Regions from separate parts of the Homo sapiens genome. Here all the other regions are linked to region 3. The links are chromatin loops, found by intact Hi-C in ENCODE. Cell type or tissue: B cell. All regions are shown on one strand.

Region 1 (8,000 bases), 140 kb before region 3:
CCACGGGGACACACGTAGAGGGAGAGAGAGAATAACTCTTCCAAAGACACACACCCCAGCTCTGTTCCCCTCCAGTCTGAGCTCCCTCCCAGTGCTTGACCCTCAGTCGGTCCATCAGTCTGTGTGTGTTTCTCTCTTTCTCCCTTCCCTGACCTCGAGACAATACGGAGATGGTATTTTCGGGAGCCGCGCGGGGCGGCAGGGTTTTCAGCGGCGAGCCAGGCTCACAGCTGGCTCTGTTTGTCCAGGTGTGGGCGGTGGAGGTGGTGGGGGGCGTCAGTCGCCCTGAATCTTGGGCCAGCGCAGCGTTTTCGCACCAAAGAAGTAGGAGGCTCTGCTCTCGAGCTTCCCGCTTCCAGGAGAAAACTTCCTCCCTCCATACATACATAAATACACTTGGGGAAGAGACAAATCTTCATTGTTCAGAAATAAGCTGAGGAGGCCCGCCTGCTCCCCTCAGCCAGGCAGAGCGAGGCAGGGAGGGAGGCGGGGGCCGCGCGGATCCGGTGTCACGTTGCAGATTCCCACTAAAGATAACGAAACGTGATCTATTTTTCAGAACAGCAAGTGGATGGGAAAGAACCTTGACAACACAAAACTCATTTACTAATGGACTGGTTTTGGGTTTCTCTTCTCTGAGTCCGCAAATCTCTCTGCCTGAGCCCCAGGCCTATTCAGACCTCGCGGGGAGCGGCGTCCCCCAGGAGCAGGTGGGCTGCTGCTCCGGCGCCACGCCGGCCATCGGAGCCGGAGTTCCCAAGGGTCGAGGGCACCCGGAGTTTCCGACTAAGCAGAGGAAAAAGAATTTTGGCACTTCAGCCGGATTTGGGGAGTCTCCGCACTGCCCCAGAGCGATGACACGAATTTATTGAAGAAACACCTCTCTATGCCCTCCCTTTCCAAATATTTGTAGGTAGAGTAGAATCCTCACCGTCGTTCTGGATGGTGAAAGAATTCCAAGAAAGCGGCCCGGGAGCCCCTAACTATCTTGCTACAAGCCAGAAGGGAAACAAGTGGGTCCCAGCTAGGGGTGTTTGCATCAAGGCCTGTCAACCCAGCCGAGAAACCCTAGCAACAGCTAATGCTGTCCCACTGAATGCTTTTTCATCGACTAAAGCGCACGCGGCCGTTACCTGCACAGAGGAGGCACTGGAGAGCCGAAACCTGGCATCGGGCGCTCCTTGCCAGCGGTGTTCCCTCCCGAGCCGCGCTGCAGCGAGGGCAGCAGCCGGCTGGCTAGAGTTGCTCATTTCCTTTAAATCTCCAACGCATCTCTGCTTTTCGTGCGATTTGCATTGACAGCAAAGGTTTTATGTTACGAGAACAACTCAAACCTTTCTGTGTGCGATTTAAAATGGATCATTTAGTTTAGGTGGTTTGTAAATTCATGTCATTTTACCTCTTTCAGCGGTTTTCAGTGAAAGGTTCCATTTTGGGAAACCTTATATATCCGAGCCAATAATTAACATTTATAACAATTGGTTCCCCTAACCGAGGGATCGAAATAGCAGGTAGACTCCTTGGTATAAAGCGCATAGCACTTTCCCTTTCCAGTTACGCGATCTATTGGATTAAGCGGGAGGAAAAATGTTGGCCGGCCCAGTCACGGCCTCCGAGGAAGAGCACCTCTTTTCTGCCCGGGTTCCCGCAATCACACCTTCTACACGTCGTCTTCCCAGATGACGGCAATGTAGTACGTCCTGGTTCCTTTTGAAGACAGATAAAAAGAAATGGGCAGGTAGGTCTGGAGGAAGCCGGGAAAAAAAGGTGGTCCTATTTGTGTCTAATTGCCATCTCTGCTGTCATCCTCTGTAAATTTATACCTGCCCTTATTTGTGCAGGCTATGCCTCATTTCCTTATACAAAATTGTTAATTACAAAGCACACCCCATACTCAACATACTGTTTGTCTTTTAAGAGACGTGGTTGTGCTTAAAGACCCTCCCCCCATTGTAATTGTGCGCACTTGCTCCAGACTTTAGGGTATTAACTGATTTTTAGAGCCGGGTTTAAGCCTCCGTTCCGGTCCTCACACAGCTGCCATGTCAATAAGGACTGTTTCAAGCAGAGGCATTCCTTCTGGGAGGGCACTGCAGCTCCTTAAGACTTCATGTGAAACATCATAAGCACTAAAATAAGACAGTGAGGGGAAATTACCAGACATGGCTCTGGGTTTAGCAGTGCCAGGCTTCCAGTTTAGAAAGTCATTGGGCATACTATATGGCAGAGGCTCTTTTGAAAGCATGCACACCTATTAAATGCATTTTTTTAAAAAAAAAGCCTAAGGTAATGAAATATCAGCATCTGCTTCCAAGATCTAATTGCATGGAATAAGCAAGAGTTTCAAGGATGCAGAAAACATTATGTTCAGCAGAGAAGCAGCTTCCTGTCTACTTGGAATCTCCCATGTGGCAGCCCTGAGGTGGGAACCCTTTATGAGTTTAGAATGTATGTTGCAGGGTGCACTGTACTGGGTGCATCATTTTAAAACCATATTAATAATAAAAGAGGAAACCAAGACATGCTTCTCCTTCTCCCACTTGCATCTCAATATGCAAAAGGTTCTGTAGTGCTGGGCTCTTTGGCTAAAGGAATCAAAACATATTTGAAGAAGACAAGCCAGTTTAAGGAGCCTACAGTTTGTTCTTCACCACTCACTAAGAGGGCACATTGAAATCAAAAGCATTTTTGAAGTGTACTTAGAATTCTGTTTTGAACTTATCTAATCAGAGATAAGTATAGTCATAAAGTCACTCTCCTTCCACCATTTGGCTTCCCTTATCTCCACGCATTGTTCTTATCTCCTGCTAGTCTCAGCTACTGACAATAGATTATCTTTGTTTAGAGAGGCTAATTGTTTTCAAAATCCTTTTAATTATTGCTTTGGAACTAGGTGTGCAAATGAGGCTTAAGATAATTACAACTTCACTTGTTTGTGCAGTTTTACTAAGCATTCTCCACACATAAACAAAACAGCAGATGATGGGACTTAAATTGCAGTGCATCTCTCATTCCCTGGCAGCAAAATAGGCCAGCATTGCAACACACACACACACACACATACACACACACACACACACACACACACCTCTTTATTTAATCTTCTTGGAGCCGCTGTCGTTCTCGCTTTGAGGGCAGTGTCCCTCTCAGAGCAGGGTAAGGATTATATTACAACCGGACGGTTATTGGAGCCGGGCACAGTTTTATTTAATTTACACCACATCCAGCGCCTTTCGTACGAGGTTCCCAAAGCATTTTTGCTAATAGCAAGTAAAGCCTCTCGGCATTCCTCAGTAGCAGAGGTGGCACTGCAAAACACAACCGCACAGATGGGGAAATTGAGTCCAGAAGCTTCAGGAACCTGCTGGTTTCAATCGCAGAACATTAAGATACCAAATCACAAATGAACGCTCGGAGTCTCTAGGTGCTCAGCAAGTATGCTCTAAACAGCTCTCTGCCTGGTCTCAAATCATGGAGGTCTTTTGTGAACGAGGGAAACGCTGTCCGACTGGGAGTACTTGTGCCCTTTGGAGGGTGGTGTGCAGCAGTGGGGGGAGGACAGTGGTAGTTGGTGGGGGGAGGGAGGAGGAAATAGGGTTGGACTCCTCGAGCTGAAGCCAACCCGAAGCCACTCTTCCAGAGGCTGCATGCGCGGACCCTGGTCTGCTCTTGAATTATTTATCGCGTTCCATAAGCTATTCATCAATCCATTATTTATTCATTCCAACATTAAAGTAATTAAATATGAGCTCACCGGGAGAGGGCAAGTCTGCAAGGGATGAGGACAAGAGTACGGAGGGAGAGGGGAGGAATTAAGGTTTGGAGTCATTGATTTGTGCGGAGTTGTGCGCGACTCCCCTTAGGTGATACTGGCGACGGGTCCCGCGTTGCAGGGTCCTGACGCGCTCACCCACTCCCTACCTCCCCACACCTCCGCAGCGCAGCTCCCTCAGACCCCAACTGGCTTCCCACCTTTCCTCTTCCTTCTCCTCCCACCACTCCCTACCCGCGCAGCCCCGGCAACACCCCCAACCCCCAGCTCCGCAGCCTCGCCCTCCCCGCTCTGGGCGGTGCGGCCTCTCTGCCCAGCCGGGCGGCGCGCTGGCTGGCCAGCCCCGGATAGGCGCCGCCGGCAGCCAATCAGCGTGCCGGGGACGCTGCGCGCTTTAAGGCCGCTGCGGGGAGAACAGAAACCAAGTTCCCCGGCAACTAGCAGCATCCACCGGGCGGGAGGTCGGAGGCAGCAAGGCCTTAAAGGCTACTGAGTGCGCCGGCCGTTCCGTGTCCAGAACCTCCCCTACTCCTCCGCCTTCTCTTCCTTGGCCGCCCACCGCCAAGTTCCGACTCCGGTTTTCGCCTTTGCAAAGCCTAAGGAGGAGGTTAGGAACAGCCGCGCCCCCCTCCCTGCGGCCGCCGCCCCCTGCCTCTCGGCTCTGCTCCCTGCCGCGTGCGCCTGGGCCGTGCGCCCCGGCAGGCCCCAGCCATGTCGATGCTGCCGTCGTTTGGCTTTACGCAGGAGCAAGTGGCGTGCGTGTGCGAGGTTCTGCAGCAAGGCGGAAACCTGGAGCGCCTGGGCAGGTTCCTGTGGTCACTGCCCGCCTGCGACCACCTGCACAAGAACGAGAGCGTACTCAAGGCCAAGGCGGTGGTCGCCTTCCACCGCGGCAACTTCCGTGAGCTCTACAAGATCCTGGAGAGCCACCAGTTCTCGCCTCACAACCACCCCAAACTGCAGCAACTGTGGCTGAAGGCGCATTACGTGGAGGCCGAGAAGCTGCGCGGCCGACCCCTGGGCGCCGTGGGCAAATATCGGGTGCGCCGAAAATTTCCACTGCCGCGCACCATCTGGGACGGCGAGGAGACCAGCTACTGCTTCAAGGAGAAGTCGAGGGGTGTCCTGCGGGAGTGGTACGCGCACAATCCCTACCCATCGCCGCGTGAGAAGCGGGAGCTGGCCGAGGCCACCGGCCTCACCACCACCCAGGTCAGCAACTGGTTTAAGAACCGGAGGCAAAGAGACCGGGCCGCGGAGGCCAAGGAAAGGTACGCGGCGTGCTTCCCGCGACTCGGGCGACCCTAGGAAGCCGTCCTTTCTCCTCCGCCCCCTCCCGCCCCCGCAGGCACCAGCCACCAAGTCCTCCCCGCCGGCCGGAGCCCGTCCACGGGGCGGCGCGCAGGCCCTCCGCGGCGCTGCAGCGAAAGTTCATGAACTCTGAGGTTCCTTGCTAAGGATGGGGCCTCATTTGCTTTGAGCACCCGCGCGTGGGTTTCTCTGGGATGTGAGTGTCGGGAAATATTGGCGCTAGATTTGGTCTTTATGCCTCCCTGGCTGGCCGCGGCTATGAGTGGTGGGTGGAGAGTGAGTTTCTAAATCAACGGGCAGTGAAATGTTGATTGGTGTCGCAAGGAAAGGGGTTTGGTGGGAGCTGAGGTTCGCGAACCTCTCTCCTCTTGCTCCCCAGAGGGGTGAAGCTGGCCTGAGACATTGGCTCTGCCCCCACTCCCGCCTGGTTCTCCACAGCTCTCTCTTGATAGTCTTTTGGTTTAGAGGTAGCCTGCTTCATTTCTCACTAGCTGGACAAATGGAGGAGACTTTTAAAGATACAACAAAAAGAGAGCTTTGGGGAGAGTTGGCGCTGCATTTACTCCCCGGCGCCCCAAATTAAGAAAGGGTTGATCCTCGCCGTGCTCGCTCGCGCGTGGCCCGGCACTGCAGCCCGTCGGTCTGGCTGACCGCGCCGCATGCCCAGACGAGGAAAGGGTCTCCAGTCGCAGCCCTCTCTCGCACTGGAGCTCACAAGGCAATATTTTAAAAATTGGTCTCTACTTTCCCCCACCTCGGGGCAACACCTTCGGCCACCTGGGCAGGCTCCTTCTGTTCTCTATAGCGTTTCGGACAGAGATTCAGAAGGACGGTGGGGAGGTGGCTGTGGCGGGGAGAGCGCTCCGCGAAGCCAAAGAGTTTGGGGGAAAACCTGAGCGCAGGGGCCGGTTAGGTTTTCCTTTGTTCGCTTCCAAGACTAGGGGCCGAAGATCTTGCTCCCTTTCTTGTCTTGGTGGAAAACCAGAGCCAGGATAAATTCTGCTGAAATGGGCTTGTCGGGAGACAGAGACTGTGAGGATAAGGGGAAAGAAAGGAGACAGACAGGCGCTAGGAGTCGGGAGGACTGACGAGCACTCGGAAGGCGGAAGCGGCGAGGGAAGCGAAATCCTGAAGTTAACCGGTACCGAGTGCCCGGACTGACGCCCCAGCGCGCCGCGCCCGCTGGCAGCCTGTGCGGGGCGGCGAAGTTTCCCCTGCCCAGAAAGGATGGGTTGGGGTGGGTGTTGGTAGGAAGTTTGAGAGGGGGACACGAGGGGCTGAAGAGTTAGCAAGTAACACAGGAACAGGGATTGTATGGTTGCAGTTAGCCTTTAGTTACAAAACGGCCGTCCTATAAGCCAGGCCCGAGGGCCGACTCCAGATGAAATCAGAGACTGGCTGCGCTCCCTGTGTTTACTCAGGTCACTGGGCCGCGCTGGGCACCACTTCCCATGACCTGTTCTGTGTCTGCAAAACCACCAACTCTGGGCTGGGGCAGGAAAACGGGATGTTTAATTGTCTCCTCATATGCGAACAAGGCAATGGACTTGATTCACCCCAAACATTTGTGCATTGGACTCTGTCCTCTATCATTTCTTTATCACCAATATCTATTTATTGAAAGATTTTCAGTTACATTTAAATATGTTGCTAGTTTATATGTATTTAAATGTAACTGCTTGAACAAAATTTAAAACATATATTTTGTATGTTTCAAATAAATCCTGCTAATCTATCACTTTCTGAAATCTGGAAGAGAAAAGGACCTGGCTCCTAACAGGAGGCTCTGTCCGTAGCTCTCCATTTCTCCAGGTTCCTCTGACTCCTCACCTCCCCCATTACCCTTGGGGATGGGTGGAAGGGTAGAGCTCCTCCATTTGGGTTGGTGACAGATTGCACAATGGCCCTTTCCTCCTTCCAGCTCCCCTCCCTCCATCTCACACTTTTTTTTTAACCTACTTTTTTTTTTTTTTTTTTTTTTTAACCATATGGTGTTGTCCTCTATTTCTTAGGGAGAACACCGAAAACAATAACTCCTCCTCCAACAAGCAGAACCAACTCTCTCCTCTGGAAGGGGGCAAGCCGCTCATGTCCAGCTCAGAAGAGGAATTCTCACCTCCCCAAAGTCCAGACCAGAACTCGGTCCTTCTGCTGCAGGGCAATATGGGCCACGCCAGGAGCTCAAACTATTCTCTCCCGGGCTTAACAGCCTCGCAGCCCAGTCACGGCCTGCAGACCCACCAGCATCAGCTCCAAGACTCTCTGCTCGGCCCCCTCACCTCCAGTCTGGTGGACTTGGGGTCCTAAGTGGGGAGGGACTGGGGCCTCGAAGGGATTCCTGGAGCAGCAACCACTGCAGCGACTAGGGACACTTGTAAATAGAAATCAGGAACATTTTTGCAGCTTGTTTCTGGAGTTGTTTGCGCATAAAGGAATGGTGGACTTTCACAAATATCTTTTTAAAAATCAAAACCAACAGCGATCTCAAGCTTAATCTCCTCTTCTCTCCAACTCTTTCCACTTTTGCATTTTCCTTCCCAATGCAGAGATCAGGGAAAAAAAAAAAAAAAAACCCAAACAAACAAAAGCACCCAGGCACCCAGTCTGAGTTCTGGGCAACTGATACGCCTGTTTCAGCAGCCTTTCTTTTTTTTCAATGAATGGGAATTGCAAATCAACTGGATTTTCATTATTTCCTTTTAATTTATATATGGAGAAATGTGAAGAGGGAAAGGAAATGGAAAGAGAAAGAGAAAGGGAGATAAAAATAGTGAAAATAAGAGCCTCCAGGCTCAGAAGAACTGATTACATTCTTAAGGTGAACAGGAAAAATACAATCTATAACTTTCTTTGATGAGGAAAAATTAAGTTTACATTTTTCATATTTAGTGTTAAACAATTTAATGTAGATTAAAAT
Region 2 (8,000 bases), 120 kb before region 3:
CTTTGGTTTTCGGACCCAAACTCTTCACCCGCGCGCTCTGAGGAGGGGTGCCAGGTAGAGAGGACGTCACTTTCTGGGCTTGTCGCTAGAACTTCCCGCGGCAGAGAGAGGGGCCCTGGCTTCTAGTGTCTCCAGCAGAACTGGGGGTGGAGGAGCTCCACTTTCTTGGTGGGGCCAGGTCAGGTATTTCCTTCTTAGCCAGCGGCCCTAGGGAGAGCAGCGGCCTTGTCCCCCACGCACAGCCCTGGCCCCAAGGGGAAGGCACCAGCCTAGGTCTGCAGCGCGCTTCGGGTCAGGCTGTCGCGGCTCACCTTCTGCCCTGATTTGTTAGGGTGGCGTTGACAGGGACAGGTGGGTTAGGTTTAAGGTGAGGGTGGTCGCTGGTAGCCCACGTGCTCTCTCCGCTCCATTTCTCTTTTTTCCAAGCTTTCCCTTGGAGGGGACTCTAAAAACTCTCGGAGACTACCTCCTTCAGCTGCCCGAAGCCAGCGCACTAGTGTGTGTCCCCACCGCGCCCCCATGGACAATTCACACTGAGGGACCCGAAGGCTCAGTCTCATCGCCTGCACGCGTGTTCCGCGACCTTAGCCAGGTAGGCACTTCTGAGCCTCTTAAGGGCATAGTGGCCCCTCCCCCATTCTGACCGAATCCAATAATTCCACCTGGAAGAATATCTAAAGGGGTTGAGTTAGATACGAGTGGTGTGAGCCAGCCAGGAACAAAAATAGCCAAAATCATAGGCGAGTTGTTGGCTATTGGTCTACCCAGAAAAAGCGCTGCCCTGGAAAGGCTGCATTTTCTCTAATATTTTAAACCAAGTACTCACACACACAACTTGGGTCCAGCTGATGAAATTGGAAACCTGTTCTCCCACTGAGGATGACAATCAGGGTTTTAGACGCTGTGGTCCTTTCAGACAGCGAGAAACAACACTGCAGTAGCGTTTAAAAACAAAGAGAAAGAGACTGCTTGAGGCGCGTGGACGCCTGTCTCTTCTCCAATGGAGTTTAAGTTTCTCGCCTTTTAACTTGTTAATGGACAGCTGAGACCCCAGTTCTCAGCAGATAGAGTCCAACCCATCACCTTAAGGTTTGCTCCCTCCCGCTTTGCTACCTGAGAATCTTCCCTCCTCCCCTCTCCTTTCGGGAGAGTGCTCACTGTTTTCCTTTGCCATATGTTAAATATTCTTGAAATAACATTCTTTTTTTTTGTGATTAAACAGAAAAATGCAGGAACAAGCAAAAACCTAAAACCCAAAACTCAAACAATCTTATCTTGGAAAGAGAAAACAGTTACCTTCAGATTTAACACATACTTAAGCTTACCTGAAGTGGCTACCCAACTGTAATTAAAGTATGGTTAGGTGATATTGGGTACTCTCCCTTCTTTACTGCCATTAGTGGTTGCCATTAAAAAGATAAATAAGTAGACAGAGAGACTCTGGCTCTTTGCTTACTATAATAAGGCATGGAAATTAGTTACTATAATAAGGCATGGAAATGTATACCACCTCCCTTCATCTGGTCCCGTCCTTTCCATGCTAACTTAGAAGATCAGTGTTTTATGAGACTGACATAAGTAGACCCAAGTAGAAACACTCGTGGATTAACACAAGGCAAATTTACTTTAAGTTTCTATATAATTTATTTTAATTAGTGATTTAAAATTGATTATTGGTTTTAAAATGCCATGGCTTATTTACAGTAGAAACATTCTTTGGTGGTGGGGGGAGGGGAGCAGTGGGGGGTTGGTGGTGGTTTAAGACCTGAGCTGATATGCATGTGGGATATTAAAGGGGGGAAAAAACAGTCTAGACTACATATTTTTACTGACATAAGCCATTAAGTGTCAGGATTCTTAAAGAATATTGAAATGTTAAAGAACATTTCATAGACATCCTTGATAGAAAATCTGCAGATGCCAGCCAGGATGCCTGTAAAATCAACCTTCTAGATGTTCTTTTCTTGTTATTAAGTGTTTTTACAAACTTAACTACTCTCCTTTTTTTCCCCCTCAAGGAAAAACTTTAGTTGCTTTGCAATAATTCAGTTTTAATTTGAGTTGCCAGTTTTCCAAATAGTCTAAATACCAGGAAAAGACAATGGGATTGTGAACACCTCCTTACCTCTTCCCTTCCACCCCCCAAAAGAGCCAACAAACCAAACCAAACCCACGTAATTGTGACATTTTGTGTTGGCCTTCACACAGCTATTATATTAAACTCTGTATGCAGTCATATTCCTCTTAACTTTTGCAGCACTTTTGCCTGTGATAGTGGTGGGGACTGGTAGTGGTGGGGACTTGGTGGAGTGCTTGTAGAGAAAATGCACATGTATGAGGGTGAGATGGCAGCCTGCAATACTTTACAAAAGGTAATTTTACCTTTAAATCAAGGAGGTAGTTACAAGGAAGACAGCATTAGCTCTGTATTTATTTAAAATGCCTTGGAGATGAAAGTAGGTAACAAGCTTTTTAAAAAATTAAGCTCGATAGAAGATCAACATGCCTTAGTATCTATGAAGTGAAAAGAACATTTAAACAATTGAAGCTTTGTCTTCAGATATGTGTGGTGAATATTTTCTATGCATTGCAGATGTTATATAAACATAACATGCTTCCTCCTAAAGTCAAGTTCTTGATTTTAATTGAAGAATAATATTGCTCAGGGCTCTACCTCTGAGTACAAATAGCTAATCTAAGAAAATCAGCTCTGGGAATCTGGAACCAATGGCTATTTTAAAAATAAACAGACAAAATCTTCATGAAGAGGACCAGGAGGATTATTTTACATACAGTATATCTCCTGATTCCTCTCTCTGTCTGTCTGTCTGTCTCTCTCTCTCTCTCTCTCACACACACACACACACATGCACACAAAACTTTTATGGAAGAACTGAAAGGCAGAATGACAATACTGGCCCCTTACCATATTTCTACTTAAAAAAAAAAAAAAAATCAGTCTGGTTGAAGATTCCCAAGCCATCTTGCCTAACTTTTCCAGTATCAATATATCTTAGAAGCAAGTCCAGATGAATTTCCTCTTTTTCTTTCTTTCTTTCTATTTTCTAGGGAAGGGAAAGAGATGTAAAAAAGGGAAAAGTAGAACTAAACAAAATAAAGATACACTTTGAAATTTGTATTGTAATATTTAATAAGTAGCCATTAAACAGTATCTACAAAAACAACGCCAGTATGCTGAACTTTCTTAGTTCAACTAAGGCAAGAAGTAATTTTTTTAAAAAAAACTGTTAGGATTAAGTTAGAATTGAAATGAATGGGGAGATTTCAAAAGCATTTGGATTTTCTAACACAGAAGCCAACATGGATGCTCAACATGATTGACTTAGGGAAGAGGCTGGGGGAAGCAAAACACTAATTTACAGAAATTTCTTAGAAATTCCTGTTGGAGTAGAGATTTTCTGTTTTAGTAGGATCAAGCCCAACTGCATTGACACCCAGCCAAGAAGGAGATGTTGAAATCTACCTGAGTTCAGGGACCACACCTGGGGCTCCATCCAGTAGTAGGACCAGGTAACATGAGAATGCCTCATTCTCTACCAGTTTCCCCAAGTTCTAAATCCTACCAAGATGAGAATCCCACAAACTAAGAAATTGCAAGGTAGGGCGGGATGTAAGATGTTCCTTCCAACTCCCATTTTGTCATTTGGTGAGAAACGTGTGTGTTTTAGTTATTTTCTAAAACCGTATTTTTAATTCCCCTGGGTGACAAGAAAGAGTTAATTTGTTTGCTGATAGGTTTCGCACTGTGGGCAGGTCTGCCAAAAAGGAGAGGAAACAGAGAACAGTCCTATGATTAATTCTACCTGTTTTTCCCATGAGCGATCACCTGCTCCAGGGGTCATGAATAGCAGGTAGCTCTCCCTCTCCTGGGCTCTGAGAGCTTCGTTTGTTTGGTGACAGCTGAGTGACAAGGCCTGAAACTCGAGCCCATCGCCCGGCCTGATGTGGGGATAAAAACCCTGGATGTTCCCTCAAACATTTCAGGAAATGAAAGTTGTAACGCGATCCCTCCTGCGCCCACATCTCCCCCAGCAAACACAAAAGCTCAAAGGAGCCTTCTCGGATTGAATTCGGCTTGGAGTTGATGGAGGGAAAGCGGAGCCCAGCACAGGCTGGGGGGAGGGCTGGGGCCGCGGCTGGAAGGCTTTCTGAGCCCGAGAAGGAGGAGGAGGAGAGCTGGGAGAGAGCCGGGCGCGTGAGGCCTGGGCCCCCCTCCGGGCCAGTTTCGCCGCCGCATCCCAGGCGCCCTGCTCCTCCAGACAGCGTGGGCAGCTGCCGCCGCCACGTTAAATCGTGTCTTTAGGGTCAACCCGGAGTGGGAAGGAAAAGCCGCTGCCTCCGGCCCTGCGTCGACCCCTGCAGGCTAGCGCGGCCTCTGCTCTAGGGGCTTGGGCCGCGCGGCCTCCAGGCCATGAGGGCCCAGAGGCCCCCGAGGGCCTCAGCGGAGGCCCAGCCCAGCCTTTGCGGCCCCTACTTGCCCGCTTGGAGGCTCCAGGACTCCAGGCCAGCTCTTAGGAGAGGCGTCCCTTCCGATCGGGCCCCGCGGGCTGGCTCAGGATGACTGCGCACAGCTCCGGCGTCCACAGCTGCAGGGGTCCGGGGTGCAACCGCCTAGGGCGCAAGGGCCTCACTCAGCTCCCTCGCGCTCGGCAGCCCCCATCAGTCAGCAGCTTCCATCTGCCAGGGGGCCTCGCCGGCACTGGGGGGTAGGGGTGGAGGAAGCTCCCAGTGGGCGGCTGAAGATGGTGTGGGGGGTGAGGGTCATGGGAGAAGGGGAGCTGAGAAGTTGGCGCTCCGACCCCCACGCGGCCATCTCTGCGTGGGCCGTAGGCGCCTGCCAATCACCACGCCTGATGCAGGCGCAGCCTAGCCGTAGATAGGAGGAAGTATACCCAGGACCCCTCAAGGCGAGTTTTCCCCCTTAACCCAAACAGCTGCGACTGGTTTGTTTTGTTACAGAATTTTCTTTTTAAATTTCCCCTTGTGTTCAGAAATCTTTCTCAGACAACATTATCAACCCCCATCTCTCTCCTCAACCTTCACGGATGATTGTTTTTTCTTTCTTAAACGTACAAACACATTGTGGAGAGAATTGATGGGGCAATGTCACAGATGCATCGCTGGCACACACAAATTGCATTGGTTTGAGTCAAGTTAACATCTCTGAGCCTCGATTTCCTCTTCGGGAAAATAGGAACTACAATATTTAGACTGCAAGGGAAGCTTAAAATTAGCCAAAGTCTTGAATGTAAAGTGCTTGGCACTATAGACGTTAAATGAATAGCAGTTATAACATGCTTGGAGCCTCCTTAGACTGCCACAAAGCCGCCTGGGAAAATTCCCGTGATGCTAGAGTTTGTAGTGAGGGCAGATTATGGCCATTTCCTCCTTTTCTGGATCACGAAAAGAAACGCAAGTTATTCTATGAAGACATAGGGCTTGATTAGACTTTGAGGGTAGTCAAAGCTGAAATTTAGTTCTTGAAACTGTGAGTCTGGAATCTAGAAGTTTAACTCCAGTAATTTAATTCCGGAAGAATATTTAAATCTGTAATGCTTGGATTTTGCTATCGCTATTTCTCATGATTTGAACTTTTACGTAAATGTCATTATATATGGTAGAATTCTATTGATAAAAAATAAAACCCACTTAAATGTGACGGAAAATGACAAATTACTTAGAAGAGAACTAAAGCATTTAGCTGAGTAGAGAATTTAAGGCCCCACCTAAATGTGTCAACATAAGTGTAGAATAAGAAACTACTTTTAAGATTTAATGTCTTGCTGATGTTAACACAGTGCTGGATATAATGGCACCTGATAAATATTTTTGAGTAAATGAATGGGCTGCTGAAATGATGGAGAGTCTTTAGATAGAACACATTTCCCAGAGTTGAAATTTTGCAAGACCCTCCTGGGTACATTTCTTCTCTTGTGACACTCTAATGATCACCAGGGATGAATAGCTCATTTTGACATATAATACATCCTTCTCTTATTTCAAGGACTTTCTCATTCAGGTATTATTGAAAGCAAAATGCATAGCTGAAATTTTCTTGGGTAAAAGTGGGAGCGGGGAGAGAGGAACAGGAAGGGGACTGTTTCTCCCTAGAATGATGCAGTGGTAGAACCAGAGAACTATTGGTAGGAGGAACAACCCCAGCACAAGTAGATATGAAACCTAGAGAGTAGGTGGAGTATGCCTGTGGTAGGTGTTTTTAAGGATGGATCCTCATGCACTGCAATCCCTTCACAGTTATTTCACTGTTATTACTACTGGAAAGATTTTTTTTTTTTGACAGGCTCTCACTCTGTTGCTTAGGCTAGAGTGTAGTGGCACGATCATGGCTTGCTGCAGTGGCACAATCACGGCTTGCTGCAGCCTTGAGCTCACAGGCTCAAATGGTCCTCCCACCTCAGCCTCCTAAGTAGCTAGGACTACATGCGTGGCTAATTTTGTTTTTTATTTTTATTTTTTGTAGAGATGAGGTCTTACTATGTTGTCCAGGCTGGTCTTGAACTCCTGGAATCAAGCAATCCTCTGCCTCAGTCTCCCAAAGTGCTGGAATTATAGGCATGAGCCACTGAGCCTGGCCTGGAAAACCATTTTTTATTTAGTTGTTTAACACTACATGTTCTTCCATCATCTTTATTTTCTTCAAAAGTATCCTGGCCAACTAAAAACTGTGTATGTTTAAATTTTAAATTTAGAGAAGTTAATCAATTTGTAGTCAATCACCATATAGGCTCAGAAAGAGTTGAACACTTTTTTTTTGTTTGTTTAAAAAATTCTGGGGTGGGGGGAGGGGGGAGGGATAGCATTAAGAGATATACCTAATGTAAATGACAAGTTAATGGGTGCAGCACACCAACATGGCACATGTATACATATGTAACAAACCTGCACATTGTGCACATGTACCCTAAAACTTAAAGTATAGTAATAATAAAAAAATTCTGGTCTTGAACTCCTGACCTCAGGTAATCCACCCATCTCAGCCTGTAATTCCAGCTACTTGGGAGGCTGAGGCAGGAGAATCGCTTGAACCTGGGAGGCGGAAGTTGCAGTCACCTGAGATCATGCCATTGCACTCCAGCCTGGGCAACAAAAGCAAAACTCCATCTCAAAAAAAAAAAAAAATTATGTATTACACTCACAAATTCCTGGAAGTAGAGCTGGAAACAGCAGATGCATGTTTAATAATTTACCTAAAGACTTGTTATATATTTATACTCTGCTTTATGCCTGCAAAATTATACTTGTTTACACACATATTTTTGGCAAATACATGTTCTAATACTACTTTTATTTGCAAAGCAAAGATTTAAATGTAATCAGTACACAGAAATGGATAGAAGATAAAGTGAAACTTCAGGTCCATCACTTTTAAGAATGTGTCTAATAATCGGAGAAACATTTGGTAGGAACTGTGATTACACTGCAGCTTAATTATTTGCATATTGTGAAATGATTTGCATAATACCAGGGCCAGGAGTTCTAAGAATTATATTTTTCTGCCACAACTTTTAACATGACTAGAATAAAATATGTAGTATTTTTTCTTTTTATATTGTTCCAGCATCCAAATGTTTAGAAACACAAAAATATGTCCATGTGCTCACTCGAAAAAACAAAGAGAAATAAGAAAGAGCACTTTATGCTGAGGAATAAGTAAATTTAAATTAGATTAAACTTTGCAGAGGGTTCTTCGAGGAGGTTTGGGTAGATTCCAAACCTTAGCATATCATTCAAGAAATGAAAGGCCTCAGGGCATTCCAAAAGGCATGTCCGCTCTAAATCAGCTTTAGTTCATTTCAAATAAAAAAATATATGACTGAACTTGAAGGCTGGATAAAGAGGGGAGTCTTATTTCTACTCAGCAGATCTATCATGGTGAAATAAAATAACTGTGGAAATCTAGGCCCTTCAATTGTAGAATTTCTTCAAAGAATTTATATATATAACTGCCGAGATAGTAG
Region 3 (8,000 bases):
CCAGGAATTTATAGAAAGTCAGGAGTATACCCAATGCCATGGAAAATGCTTTAAGTGGTGATTAATTTAAATGGGCAAATCTTTTATAGGAATCTTAAATATCTGAAAATGTTCGAAATGCATAATAATTTTTTGCCCACCAGACTCTTCATGTGCCAAATTAATGTGCCCTCTCAAGTGTTCGATTTCGTGCTAGAAAATTTAAGACTAATCTCTTCAGTGAGAAAAACAAACAGTAACTCAGTATTCTCAGGTTGCAGATTGGCAGTGCCAGGCTAGAATGAATTTCCAAGAGGAAGCCTTATACGTATTTTATCAGAATTCGAAATTATACACAGTTCACTTGCTTCTGCCCATTAAATTTTAAAATAGAGATGAGTTTGCTATCCAGTATTTTCACACAGCCCTTGCGATTTAAGATTTTAATGGCCGGGTGCGGGTGGCTCACGCCTGTAATCCCAGCACTTTGGGAGGCCGATGCGGGCTGATCACGATGTCAGGAGATCCAGACTATCCTGGCTAATACGGTGAAACCCCGTCTCTACTAAAAATACACAAAATTAGTCGGGCGGGGTGGCGGGCGCCTGTAGTCCCAGCTACTCGGGAGGCTGAGGCAGGAGAATGGCGTGAACCTGGGAGGCAGAGCTTGCAGTGAGTCCAGATCCCGCCACTGCACTCCAGCCTGGGCGACAGAGCGAGACTCCGTCTCAAAAAAAAAAAATATTTTAATGAAAACTGTTTATCCCCCCTAGGTGAGCCTAAGCATGGTGGTGGGATGCCAATCTATTATCTTAGAATTGGAGACCTTGTCTGGGTTTGTGATTTTTTTGTTTTTGTGGTTTACTTTATCATGTGTAGGTCAGGACTGGAGTGAGGTGGGGAAGCCAGAGGAGAGAAAAGGTGGGAGGGAGGAGAAAGGAAAGGGTTATTGTCTTAGTCCATTCCTGCTGCTATAAAGGAAATACTTTGGACTGGGTAATTTATACATTTCTCACAGTTCTGGAGGCCGGGAAGTGCAAGATCAAAGCCTGGTTAGGTTCTGTGTCTGGTAAAGGCTGGTTCTCTCTGCTTCTAAGATGGTGTCTTTTTCCTGCACCTTCACGTGGCAGAAGGACAGAAGGGCAAAAAGGAAATAATAGACTTCCTCAAGCCCTTTTATAAAAGCACTAATTCCATTCATGGGGCAGTGAATCACCTCCTAAAGGTCCCACTTCTTAATACTACTGCATTGGGGATTAAGTTTCAACATGAATTTTGGAGGGATATGAACATTAAACCATAGCAGTTATCTTTGAAGCAGAATAGAAATTCTTATGTTGTAGGGTTCAGAGAGTATAATACCTAGAATTTTCAAAATCCAAGAGGATTACTCTTACCTTTTTGGGAAAATGTGTTGTGTGAGAAGATAATTTTCATGGTATGAACCCAAAGTCATAGCACTCTAAAAAAACCGCATGCCTAGAGGGAGACAGCACTCTATGGAATCATCCCAGAGAACCCGACAAGTAGGTAACAGCCAGTAACTTACTGAGCTGGGAGGATTACAGTGAACTTTGGGTCCAGCCAATATAAGTCATCTCTTCTCTTCAAATGATTCCCGAGCTAGCAGAGGTCCCCCACTAACGTAAGAGCAGACAGATTTCAAGGAAGATGCATGAATTCATTCAGCTTTAAAACATTTATTGAGCACCTACTACTTGGGCTAGGTGCTGGGAATACAAAGATGGGTAAGAGTTGGTCCTTGCCTTTAAATAAAGAGCTTACATTCTAGCAAAGGCTGAAGGGGGAAGTCAGACAGACAAATAAATGAGCAAAAGTGTTAGAGCGCTAAAACAGACGTTTAGATAAGGTGCGGTGGGAGCATTAAAAAAGGTGGTGGCACATTATCTGTGTGGAGCTCACTGGCTCACGGAAAACTTAGTGGAGGTGGGGTAGGCTTTGTGGAATGACAGGGTAGCAGTTGAGGTAGGGGGCGGCGTTCCAGGCAGAGCAAACCACAGGGCAAGCGGAAACAGCATGAGCGGGCAGGGAGGCGTGAAACTGCTTGTTCAGCTCTGGGATCGCCCTCACACCCCTTTGTCTCCAGACAAGGAGGTGAAAACGGGAAGAAAACCAGTTCGTTCCCTCGCGGTAGGGCACGTCTGAAGAAGTTTGGGAATATAAATCCTAGCAAAGAGAGCTGCAAGGAAGGATCTAGCCAGAGGAGATTTGTAAGAGCTTACAATGGGAAATAAAGTTTCCCATTGTAAACCTTGCTTGGAAACCCCGCAAGGTTTCCGAAAGAAGGCGGCCCAGGTGGCCTGCCAGGGCTCAAATGTGCTATCGCGAACATGCGGTCCTTGAAGGACCCCGCTCCCTCTCCCCGCCTCGAAGGCTAACCCCGGCGGACCTGTCGGGCGCGGAAAGCCCCCTTTAGGTCCCGCTCCCTGGTCTCGGACCTCTCCCCTCTTCCCGCCCCTCTCGGCGACTCGCTCGGCGCGGCCTAGGACCGGTGGCGACAACTGCTGTTGCACCGGCAGGCCCAGGCCAGACACGCGTAGGCCCAGGCCCGACGCGGGCGGCAGCCTCTCGCGCAGGCCCAGACCGCGGCGCGCGCCGCATCCACGGGCTCGAGGCTCTGCAACCGCTGCGACTTCAGGCGCCCGAGGGTGGGCGGGCGCGCGCCTCCGCAGCTGCAGGGGCGCGCGCTTGTGGGCTCATTCTCCCACCTAGGTTTAAATTGAACCCCGTCTCGGTCCCCCGGTTTTGAGAGGTTTCTCTCCTCGAGCCGCTGAGTCACGCAGCCCAACAGTAGGAGTGGCTCGAGGCCTACACGTCCGCGAGTTCGCGGGGCGCTGGATGGAAAAGGTGGGTGCGCGAAAAGGGGGGCTCTCCTTCCTCGGGGACCCAGATCTGTGGCCTCCGTGGGGAGATCTGGGCCCCCGAGTAAGGACTCACCTTCCCGGGTACTGTGGGCCCAGTCTGGGCTTCTCTTTGGGAGCGGACCGTGGCTTGGGGCGCCTCCCCGAGGGGACCCACGCGCCCGCCGCTCCAGCCGCCATTTCCCAGCAGGCCTCCAGGGGGCCTCCCCGCCGCTGCCTTCCCGTCGGCGGCGCCGGGCACGGGGGTAGCCGCGCGGCGCAGGCAGGGACACGCCTCGGCGCCCGGGCCAGCGCGCGGACAATGACCCCTTCTCCCCTCGCCGCCGCCTCCTCCCCGACACCGCCCCCTCGCAGCTCACAGGCAAACCTATTAGCCATTCAGGCCGACAAAACCCCGCGGCCCCGCGCATTGTCCCGCCGAGCGCCCGGCCGCCGTCATTAGCCCTGATTACGCAGAGCCGCCTGACAGCCCCGCCGGCCGCTCCACAGACCCCCCATTCACGGCCGCCCCCGGGCTCCGCCTCACAAAAGGAGCGGAAATCGTCCGCGCTCTCGCGTCCCCGTTGAATAGAGCGAAAAGCTGCTTCTCCTCTCCTCCCGCCCCATTCACATTCTCTTTGGATACAATATTTTTTTCCTTTTTGTTAAAATTAGGGAGAGGGAACGAGGTCAAGGAAGACTTTGCTTGAGCTCTTTGCCTGTCATTTGTTTAATGTAAACAAAGAGCAAGCCCTCCCCACCCCCATCGTCTTCTCCCCTCCCTCCCAGATTTTTTATAAACAAACTGGCGAAGGGAAAGGAGGGAGTGACGGGTGGAAGTGGAGTGGGTCATTAAAGTGGAGGCGAGAGGAACTGCGGCATTTGGGGAGCAGGGGCCGTCGTTTTTTTTGGTGAAACTGGAGTGTGGTTGAAATGTTTATAAGCCGGAAAAGAGCCTGACCTGGGGCTTGGGGTAAAATCTTCACATTGGTCAGGTCCGTTGAAATATTTAATATAAAAATGCTCTTTCCACTCTGCTGGAGTAGCTGCTTTTTGGGAAATTGTGACAGAAGAATTGCAGGAAAAGAAAGGAAGGAAACCCATTATATAGAGATTTTGCCAAATTCAGAAACCTTCAGCCTTGCCATTACCTGGACTTTTTTTCCCCCCAAAACCCTGAAGACCAGAATGAAGCTGATATGGAAAAAGTCTTAAAAAGAAACCCTTTAAATGTCCTTGGGAAGATTGGAAAGATTAAAATAAAATAAATCTCTGTGAAGATCTGGACTAATTTCCAATATGTGGTCACCAAAGAATTGGTTATTCACAGAGGCAATTAGGTGCCATCACATTACAGATAAACATTTAAAAAAATCTTACAAGTAATGTGTCACCCCCTTAAGATTCTAAAGTGAAATTAAATAAATAAATATCCAGATTGTTGAAACAGAATAGCTACTTTAAAATGTAGGCAGCTTGTTAATTTAAGTAAATGGTAGCTGTAGTTTAAAGGCTTTTGTCAAAGCAGGAATTAAAAATGCTCCATCACTGTTTGGTCTTCTCTTTTTGTCCAAGCAATAAACTGTCACTTAAAAATTATTTTGTAAAGAGAAAGCTTAGTTTCTTAGTTACCCTATTTTCTTGACACTGCGGAATGGACATTTTCTTCTGCTTTTAGGTATCATTTGAAGGGGTGGGTGGAGTGGGATTTTTAGAATCTCAAATTCTTTTACATTATTCCACTAATTAGTTATTTCCCATCCCTCTAGGACTTGGAAGCATAAACTTAAGAGAAAATTTGCCAACAAACTTCTCCAAACACTGGTTCTGGACAGCCCCATAGCTAAGGGTGGGGTGGGGCTGGGGAACAAGAGTGGATATCCGTGGCTACTCCTTGTCAGATTAAGGACTAGGATGAGGCAAAGGAGGCACTTAGAGTGCAAAATTTAAGGAGGCACTCAATCTCATGTGCCTTGCACTTGCTGCACTTGCATAACCTTGACCGTGAGTCCCCTCCTGGCCTCACTCTAGTCCTCGCCAGCCCCTCGTTAGCATTCTAGGAACTACCTGGGGCTCTAGGAAACAAAATTAAGTACTGAGGAAGCTCTACAATGGGAGCCTTTCAGGACCCACAGGAGGGCTTTTGCTTGCTTTTGGAAAGAACACCAGTTTTATCACGAAAACTTACCCACTCCTTCCATGTAAAGCTCTTGTGCAAGAGAGTTTTGATTTTCAAGAATTCTCTGGATAAGGGCCACCATACACAAGGACAACATTTATAAAGCCCAAATGAGCCAAATCTATTCAAGCGATTTAGAAACCAAAAATCAACCCTTACTCTGTCCTGGGCTTCCATTGTCTATCTTGCCGTTTGGCTGCTTTTTGTCTTCCATGACTTCACTTATTTTTGTTTGGTTTGCACTTTGGCACTTCTGCCTAAAGAAGTTAGCAGGCTTCTGATCCAAAGAACATCTTCTAAGGACAGAAAGGCAAATGGAAAAGGCTGTAATTGGGGGATGGGGACAGTAAAGAGGGAAGTCAGCTCAAGTGATTTAAAGATCAATGTCAAATTTTATAATATGCAATCTGTTTCACTAGGAACAAAATTAGAGACTCTGGCTAGCATTTATTTTCTTAGTGCAAAGATGGTAGATGTTTTTGCGTTGTATATGCATGCATTTGTTCATGTATAGGTGCATACATGCATGTGCACGAGGAAAAATTAAATGCTAAAAATATTTTATGTTTTAATCGAGGCCATTACCAGGACAATGAGGCCCTTGATGACTTGTTCTATGCTTAATTCGGAGATTAGGTTTTTAAAATGCCAGTTATTTCTACAGCCTTGTTTTACCCTCAGTATGTGACATGATTACATCCTTTCCCCCATCTCAGTATCCCTCTTGTTAAAAACCATTCATTTGATTAAAACCAAATTCTGCAGCAAGAAGATGTTAGTCTAATTATTTACAACCTCTTCTATCATCTTTTGTCTTATTTTAATAATAGCTCAATCCTAAATGCAGTATATGCTCACTCTAGCATGATCATGGGTGCCTGCTGCTTTTGTATTGGAGGGGGCCTTGAAGGAGACAGAAAGCCTTTCTTGCTGCAGAGCCTGAGTCAGGATAGTTTTGCATTTTTAGAAAATAGGACTCACTTATTGAGTCCCATAGTTTGGCTTCCTAAATTGCTCCTGAAAGCTGTTGACACTTCATGTAAACGAGTGTCAAGTGGACAAGCCATAATTACCTGTGCTGGGGATGCGGGGACTTGCCTTAGAGAGGACGCTCACATGTTGCCAATTTCTAGCCTTAAATATATCACGTGTATGCATACATACATATGTTTGTATAGGTACATACATATGTTTGTATAGGTACATACATATATGCACATACGTGTAATTTGACGTGGGAGGTGGTTATAGACCTACCATAGGTTGTTTAAAACATATACCAGGAAGCACCAAAGAAGGCAAAAGATATATAGGTAAGACCTTCCGGAGACCATTTGCTCAAGGGTCCCTGCATGCCTGGTGAAGGGAATGATATTAATAATAATAAGAAGAAAAGGAATCTGAGAGCAGCTCCCTTAATTAAGAAGGTTGCCCACTAGGTTGTTTTATTGTTTGGCTTCTCCACACAGAACCCATCACCACCAGCCTGCATGTTTAGAAACAGCAAGTTCCCCAAGCTACAGAGAAACCTACCATGGCGGTCTCTTAAATAAGTAAATAAACAGCATATATATGTTTTGTTAAAAAAAAACTTTAAAGCGAAAGTTATACATATGTAACAGCGTCCTTTCGACGTGAAATACCCATGGGAGAATCTGGGCAGGCGCTCAGCTTGCAGTTCGGGTTCCGAAGGAGACTTTGCAGCAAAATCCTTAGGAAAAAGCAAAGCAAGAAGAACGTGGTGCTGGGTCAGGCCTCACCGCTGGTTCCCGTGGTCGCGGCCAAAGGGCGCCAGTGAAGCCAGGCCGGCCGCGGGGTGGGGCGGGAAACGGCAACCCGAGCCCGCGGGTCCCTGGTCACCTGGCTTCTGTGGCGCTGGATTTGCAGGTCTCTCATCTTCTTCCCCTCTTTCATTTTGTTTTTCTCGTTTTTACACTGGAATCTGCTTCTGAGCATCCTGGATGGGCAACTCAGATGTCGCACTCGCTGTCGCTGGACGTGATGGAGATGGCTGAAGTGGCCGCCTTGCTGGATAGACTGGCGGCCGGGCTGGTGGCGACGCCCAGCACCTCTGGCGTGCCGTCGCCCTCCGCCCGTAGTGCCCGCCCGGAACCCTGTGACAGGACCTGCTGCTGGAGTCTACGGGGAAGAAAGGGAACACGGGTCACAGCTCGTAACACAGCCGCCCGTCGCCCGCCCCCACCACCTCCTGCGTCCCTCCAGCCCGGCGGCTAGAGGTTCTTCCGAAGACCCCAGCAGTTAAGGCGAGGATTACTCGGCAAGGCGACAGAGGTCGGGCAGGAGTCCGCGGCCGCCCCTCCGCGGGTCCCTACTGTTGTGCCCCACCATGATTCGCGCCCTTTCTCAGCGCCGCAGCTCCCAGGTCTTTTATATACTGGGCTTGCAGTGTCCTCCCTGTTTGTTGTGCACTTTTGGGAGATTTACAGGACTGTCAGGAAATAAACGAAGTGTGGGTGACAAGGACAGATCGGTCCCAGGGACATGGGATACCATTTCTAACGGTGCGTCTGCCTGGGGCTTACGCCTGAGCAAGTGCTCCCGCGATCGCGTTGGATCGGGTCGGCCCGACCTAAAGGCAAAAAGGATTGTAAGGAGCATTTGGGCCTGGGGGATGAGGCCGGGCTCTTCCGCAAAATGTTTGGCTAATCGAGATCCACACTCCGGGAAACGAAAAGCCTCGGCCCACGGACTAGTTTGCTGTTTTGAGACAAGAGTGGCAGGCAGCGCATGGGAAGAGGAAAACTCGACTTCCCATTTCTCAAAAGTCCATTGAAAACTGTTTTCAAAGCATTAGGGAGGGATATACCTGGGCTTTGAAAATGATAATTAACATGAAACCGACACATTGCTAATAAGCCAGGCTTCGATTAATAGTAGGAGCCTGTGCCCAGGCTGACAAGAATTAGCTTTGGGTCTTGGGGTCCCTAACTGTTTGTAGGATTTTAATTTTTTATTTCTCT

Evidence for each region. A loop is a pair of places that touch in the nucleus more often than their neighbours do. Peaks named below come from ENCODE experiments on the same cell type or tissue, not always from the same donor. Only the 100,000 strongest peaks of a DNase experiment are listed, where the experiment ranks them.
Region 1: a loop joins it to region 3, with 9 times the contacts of the local background. A loop is called at or near these places in 2 of 110 quality-filtered maps.
Region 2: it touches region 3 in a loop (6-fold over the local background); 2 of 110 quality-filtered maps call a loop at or near these places.

The regions. Positions count from the first base shown.
Region 1 is chr14:60,645,673-60,653,672 of GRCh38, reverse strand. It overlaps SIX1 (SIX homeobox 1), which reads left to right and starts at 4,196. Exons shown (of 2, transcript NM_005982.4): 1 at 4,196-5,043; 2 at 7,096-8,000. The coding sequence starts at 4,484. The coding sequence ends at 7,390. It overlaps MIR9718 (microRNA 9718), which reads right to left and starts at 5,025; the gene lies at 4,962-5,025. RefSeq lists enhancers at 1-192, 1-590, 591-1,360, 4,290-4,910, 4,911-5,532 and 2 more and a silencer at 4,040-4,279. In B cell, no CTCF peak of the experiment used is centred here; DNase peaks (open chromatin) are centred at 1,402, 4,452, 4,652, 6,232 and 5 weaker places; H3K4me3 peaks cover 2,649 bases; H3K27me3 peaks cover 7,783 bases.
Region 2 is chr14:60,634,155-60,642,154 of GRCh38, reverse strand. It overlaps SALRNA1 (senescence associated long non-coding RNA 1), which reads right to left and starts at 2,939. Exons shown (of 1, transcript NR_126480.1): 1 at 1,739-2,939. In B cell, no CTCF peak of the experiment used is centred here; DNase peaks (open chromatin) are centred at 4,144 and 4,464; H3K4me3 peaks cover 657 bases; H3K27me3 peaks cover 4,652 bases.
Region 3 is chr14:60,510,242-60,518,241 of GRCh38, reverse strand. It overlaps SIX6 (SIX homeobox 6), which reads right to left. Exons shown (of 2, transcript NM_007374.3): 2 at 5,392-7,158. The coding sequence ends at 6,990. It also overlaps a transcript of C14orf39 not described here. Among named protein-coding and RNA genes, the nearest start is that of SIX6, 5.1 kb to the right of the region's middle. RefSeq lists a silencer at 2,991-3,160 and enhancers at 2,882-3,383, 6,457-7,228. In B cell, a CTCF peak has its summit at 3,068 (motif pointing right); DNase peaks (open chromatin) are centred at 2,061, 3,211, 6,961, 7,571 and 1 weaker place; H3K4me3 peaks cover 1,628 bases; H3K27me3 peaks cover 7,182 bases.